Linked DNA regions of Homo sapiens: region 1 is linked to region 2. A link is a contact called in ENCODE Hi-C or POLR2A ChIA-PET data. All regions are on one chromosome and are shown on one strand. Each heading gives the region's core, a stretch centred on a gene start or an enhancer-like site at or near the end of the contact. The rest is flanking DNA. Distances are from core to core; before and after follow the strand shown.

Evidence for each region. Hi-C counts contacts between places; a loop is a spot of excess contacts on that map. ChIA-PET counts read pairs that join two places held with the same protein, here RNA polymerase II (POLR2A). Pooled maps may share reads with other maps.
Region 1: a map of K562 shows a loop between it and region 2 (3-fold over the local background). The contact joins two enhancer-like sites. A Hi-C loop is called at or near these places in 1 of 168 maps with a recorded cell type or tissue (K562) and 2 of 50 pooled maps. POLR2A ChIA-PET finds 5 or more read pairs at or near these places in 2 of 52 experiments (HCT116 and T-cell).

The regions. Positions count from the first base shown.
Region 1 is chr6:14,709,837-14,712,598 of GRCh38, reverse strand. All of the region lies in intron 1 of LOC101928354 (a long non-coding RNA gene), which reads left to right. Among named protein-coding and RNA genes, the nearest start is that of LINC01108, 430 kb to the right of the region's middle. Within about 2 kb of position 1,383, at least 6 of the 41 ENCODE cell types and tissues checked have a DNase peak (open chromatin) inside an H3K27ac peak, as active enhancers do.
Region 2 is chr6:14,475,814-14,478,513 of GRCh38, reverse strand. All of the region lies in intron 1 of LOC101928331 (a long non-coding RNA gene), which reads right to left. Among named protein-coding and RNA genes, the nearest start is that of LINC01108, 190 kb to the right of the region's middle. Within about 2 kb of position 1,378, at least 11 of the 41 ENCODE cell types and tissues checked have a DNase peak (open chromatin) inside an H3K27ac peak, as active enhancers do.

The DNA of each region.
Region 1 (2,762 bases), core at 134-2,633, 230 kb before region 2:
AAAAAAAAAAAAAATTTTTAGTACTCCGAATAAATGTATCTGTAAAAGGAAAGCCACAGTAATTCAGAGTCATGGTTTATATACCTATTTCACATAAGATGCCACTGTATCTTCTCCTACAATTAATAAGTTGTCTTTTTAGTACAATTCAGGTCTCTTTGCTTTTGGGTCTTAGAAGCCTAATTTTCTAGGCTCTGGCTATCTTTGACTACTAATAATATCATAAAACTATGATAATGATAATAACTCTTATTTATAAGAGTTGATATCAGGCACTGGTGTAAGGGCTTTCCTTACGTTACTGAATCTAATCCGTACATAAGATCAGTGTAGTCAGCATGATTAGTATCATCTCTAGGTTACACATGAGGGAATCAGGGCTTAGAACATCTGAGAAAATCCAGTGACGATAGAGTTTGAATTCAAATTGACATCATTCTGATTCCAGAGCTGATTCTTAGCCATGTCATATTCTAAGTGACGTTGAGATGACACGCATGATCTCATTCAATCATGTGGCTTTAAAATCCATCTATATGATGGGTGAGCCTCAAATTTATATCTCTAACTTAAACCCTCCCCAGGCTTGGGGATGCAACTGCCTGCTGTCATTGTCAGTCCAATTTCTTTCTTTCTTTTTTTTGAGATGGAGTCCCACTCTGTCACCCAGGCTGGAGTGTAGTGGCACGATCTTGGCTCACTGCAACCTCTGCCTCCTGGGCTCAAGCAATTCTTCCACCTCAGCCTCCTGAGTAGCTGGGACTACAGGTGTCTGCCACACCCAGATAATTTTTGTATTTTTAATAGAGGTGGGGTTTCACCATGTTGGCCAGGCTGGACTCAAACTCCTGACTTCAGGTGACCCACCCGCCTCAGCCTCCCAAAGTGCTGGGATTACAGGCGCCCAGCCCCTCAGTTGAATTTCTAACAGGCACCTCACACCTAAGCTGACCTAACAAGCTTGTTCTTGCCCCCTTGCTCTCCCTGCTCCCTCAGTAAATTTGTCTCCATTCAGTTACTCAGGCCTCGATGAAGGAGTCACCCTTGACTCCTCTCTTTCACAGCTCACATGGACACCATCAGCAAATCCAGTGGGATGCCTGTATTCAGAATCCATCCACTCCTTCCCTCCTCCACTGTTGCTGCTCCTCTACTGTCTGTTTTCAACACAGATGTCAGAGTGAGTCAGCTTTTGTCACTTCCTTGCTCAAAATCTTATCTCATTCAGAGAGTTCCAGTTAGTAAGTTATCATCTTTCAGCTCCAAAGCCTTCCTTCAATACTTGATTCTATGCTGGGCCCCTGAACACTGCATTTCTCCTTTGTTGGGCTCCTTGTTGCACTCAGCCAGTAGGGGTTGCTAGAGAGGCTCCTACTCTTTCCCATGGGTATCCTGTCTGCCTGTGGCTCCTGTGTGCAGCACCCCAGTACTGCTGCTTCATCTTGGCAGCAGCAGTTTCTTCCTGTAGCAGCTGTTCAATCTACGTTGCAATTTTTCCTACACTCAAGAACCAGACTCATTGTGCCTTTTTAGGGCCACAGCACTGACTGCCATTGCCCCATCTTTGAGGTTTGGGTTCTAGCCCCATGGGACTGTTTTCTAAGCTTCTAAATTTTAATTATCCGACAGCCCCCTTTTTCTTCTGCCAGCCCCAGGGGTGGAGCTTCCTGAAGTTGTTATACGAAAGACACCTTAGAGTTGTCTTTTTACTCTTTCAGTTACCTGGTTAAGACTTTATTCCTAGAAAATTATTCTTTATATTAAATTAGCCGTGTTAAAATAACTGGTGTGGCTTCTGTCTCCTGGTTAGGCCCTGACTGATGTGCTGAGTTAAAGGTGAAGTCCTTAAAATGGTTTGCAAGGTTGCAAGCGATCTGGCTTCCGGCCACCTCTCCTGTCTTAGCTCCTTCCACTGTCACCGTCATTCCTCGCTCCTTTTGGCCCCTTGCTGTTCTGTAAACACACCAATCCCTCTCCTGCCTCACAGTCTTGGCCCTTTCTGATCCCTTTGCCTGAAAAACCCTGCCCTGCAATTCTACATGGCCTCTCTTTCCCCTGCTTGGGTCTTCCTGAGATGTTACCTCTTCAGTGAGACCTTCCCTGACCGCACCACATAATCCACATCCCCCACTCCCCCCACCCCTGCCTGGATGATTTCTGTCCTTCTTAATCTGCCTTGCTTTTTCCATAGCACCTATCACCATCTGATAGTCTGTTTATTCATACTTGATTATTTGTTAATTCCTGTGTCCCCCTAACTAGCAAATAAACACCCCAACAAGGCAGAACTTTTCCTACTTTAGTGATTGCTACATCCCAGACTTTATAACAGTGTCTGGCGCATATAAATGCTTGAAAAGTATTTGTTGAGTGAATAGTAAAATTGAAGTTCTGGACTGTCAGGATTAAGACTGTCCTAGGCCCGGTGCTAGAGGGAGAATCCTAAAGAGGACGCTGGCCTTAGAGGAAAATGGTAATCATGCTTCCCACACCACATGTCAGGGAGAGCAGATGGCAGTGTCAGCTCACAGTTCGCATGAGTTTGGGGTGTACTTTTGAAGACTGAGTAATGTCTTTTCTCTCCCTTCTCCAAATTGCTATTGTTAGACCTGAAAAAGCCTGTAATAAAATTTGGAAGCTACTGAGTTTATGACATCTCAACTTTACCCTCCATTTCCACCCCAAATGGCTTTTGAACTGACACTGAATTGCTGCCTTATTAAATACCATCCTGAGAACTTTACAGAACATTTTAAGTGATG
Region 2 (2,700 bases), core at 129-2,628:
AGACATATGACTCTCTGAGCGCTATTTCTTAATTCTAATGGAGGGAGACTGTGGCATGGAGCCAGGAAACAGAAAAGGCATGAAAAGAAGAACTAATTTGGAGCTGGCGGGGTGAGTGTTTCCTGGCTTATTTAAAAACATAGATACAGAATTCAAACATGGAAGAGGAATCTGACTACCAGAAGGAGACAGGATGTCAACAATGGAGTCAACAATGGCCAGGCCTGAAGCGATGTATTTTGACACTAGGGAAGCCATATAAAGAATACTGCTTGGTGGATCGGGTGGGTTCATCTTATACTCAATGTTTCATTTCCATTTAAATCTCTTGGAGGCAGAGGTTGAGGTTATTGACTTGGCCCCATATTAAGGAAAAATCATAACCCAGGCCTCCAAAGACCTTCCAGACTACAAGAGAAAAAGTCAAACACATGGCTAACGGGCATATATAAGGATCTTCACTGAACACGGACTTTTGAATGTCTATGATGTAGCAAGCACTGTGCTGGACACCACAGGTGCATTAAGGCATATGCCGGAGTCCCTTCCCTCAGGGAACATCCCTTCTAATTGCCACTTAAACATGGCAAACCTACGGAGGTGTGCCAGGACAAGGGCAGTCAGAAGGGTGGTGTGGTATACTGGGAAGCTCATAGACCACCTTGCTTTGAGTGCCTCTCAGCCGCTGTCTTGCTCTGTGATTTTAAGGAAGTCCTTGAACCTCGCTGAGCCTGCTTTTTCCATCTGCAGATTGGTGATAATGAAACCTACCTTGCTGTTTCATGTTGAGGAATCACTGTGAGAAGGTAAGGCCGTAACAATTTGTCGGAAGGAGAAGGAAGGTCAAAGCTTTGTTGAAGAGCTTTATGCTATTGGCCAAACAGAAACATAGAGCCCTGTGTGTGGTAACTCTCAGGGGACATGGTTGCCTCGTGGATAAAAACGTGAGAATTAGAAGAACAGAAAAAGCCAGCAGGAAAACTCAGAGGAAAGAGTCAGAGAGAACAAGGATGTTGTCTGTCTCCAGCATAATTGTGTAGAGCCTGGGATTCATTGCTAGTGACATTCCCTGGCTTCTCCCTCAGTGTGACGTCATGTGCTCTGTGATGTTTATTGCACTGCATTCCAGGGATGCTGCACAGAGCCATGTCCAGTGTCAGAAACCTTGGAAAATAGTCCTCGGTTTAATTTTAACTTTTTATATAAACAGTGACCTAATTTGAGGAAGGCTCGGTCTGGCCAGGCATCCCCGCTCCCACATTTCCTCCTCTTCACTCCCTCCTTCTGCCCTTAGTCAAACTGTCTCGCCTTCATCTCCCATATGGACTTTGCAAACAAGCAAGGGGGATGTGTGAGCTCAGCTAACTTGAAAAGAGAAGACGTGTGCCAGCGAAGCAAAACACTCCAGCCAAGTCATGCACCTCTGCGGGAGGGAGCCACCTCCTCAGCTCTCATCGTGAAATGTTATCTCACCAGGGCAGATGGAGGTACAGACAGAGGACTCCAACGCAACACAAGCAGCTGCCTGTCCAGAAGAGAGCCCTTTCTCTCCCTCCCAGTCCCAGCTCCAGCTGTATTTTCTTTCTTTCTTTCTTGAGCAAGAGGTCAGGTTCTCTCTGTATGCTTTGTGCAAATTAAGTGAGCTGTGAGTGCTGCCTGCGGCCGAAGGAACTACCCTCTGGTCTATGGTTCATCCTTCCTTCACTCCAACCACCACTGAGGGAGCAGAGCCCTCCCTGCCCAAATGCACAAGTGGGCAGCACCTCCGAGAACACAGAAGAATATGAAACGACCCTTCTAATTACTCAGGTGCAAGCAGAGGAGCTAACCATCCCACCGGGAGCCCACCCATGAGTGATGAATTCCAGTGACTGAGCCCAGTGTTGGGGGCTAGGGTAGAGGAAGAGTCCCTTGTGGACACGGTGGGAGGGAGGGAGGCATGAGGGGACAAGCAGGATGCCCTGACAGATTTTAACCCAGAAGCATGAATCCAGGTCTGAGGTCAGCAAACGTTTTCTGTAAAGGGCCAGATAGTAAATAATTTGTACTCTTTGTGGGCCATCCAGTCTCTGTCTACTTGACTCTGCCATCGTAGGGCAAAAACAACCACAGACAATAAATAAACGAACGGGCGTGTCTTGTGTTCCAATAAAAGATGGTTTACAAACACAGGCGGCTACTGGATCTGGCTCATTGGCTGTAGTTTTCTGACTGAAAGATCTAAAAGAACACCCTTTCCCATTGGTTCTGTCCATGTTTCCATATAGCTAACAATATCCTGGAGACCAGTTTGCCGCCCCGTTCCCCAAACCTTTATGTGCCTCTGATTTCTACACCCTGTTACTCTGTCTGCAAAAACCCCCAAATGCTGTAACTGGCTATTCACCTGGACAGAATGGCCTCCTTCAGGGAAAGCCAGCAGGGATGGTGAATTCAGATTTCCTGATTTCGTTGACAAATTCCTCACCACTGGCAGGAATGGGAAAGATAGATATTGAAGGTGCTGAAACCCACCCCTGTTGTCAGTTCAGGAGTGAGGTAAAAACATTCCTTGAGCAATTTGGTTTAGAATCATAGAGCCTCCTATTTTCTAATCCTTCTCTCTTTCTAGGTCTGATAATCTGAATATTGGCACTTCTACTTTATTCTCCATATTTCTTACCTTTTCTTTTCGTTTTCTGTTACTTCATACATTCCTCA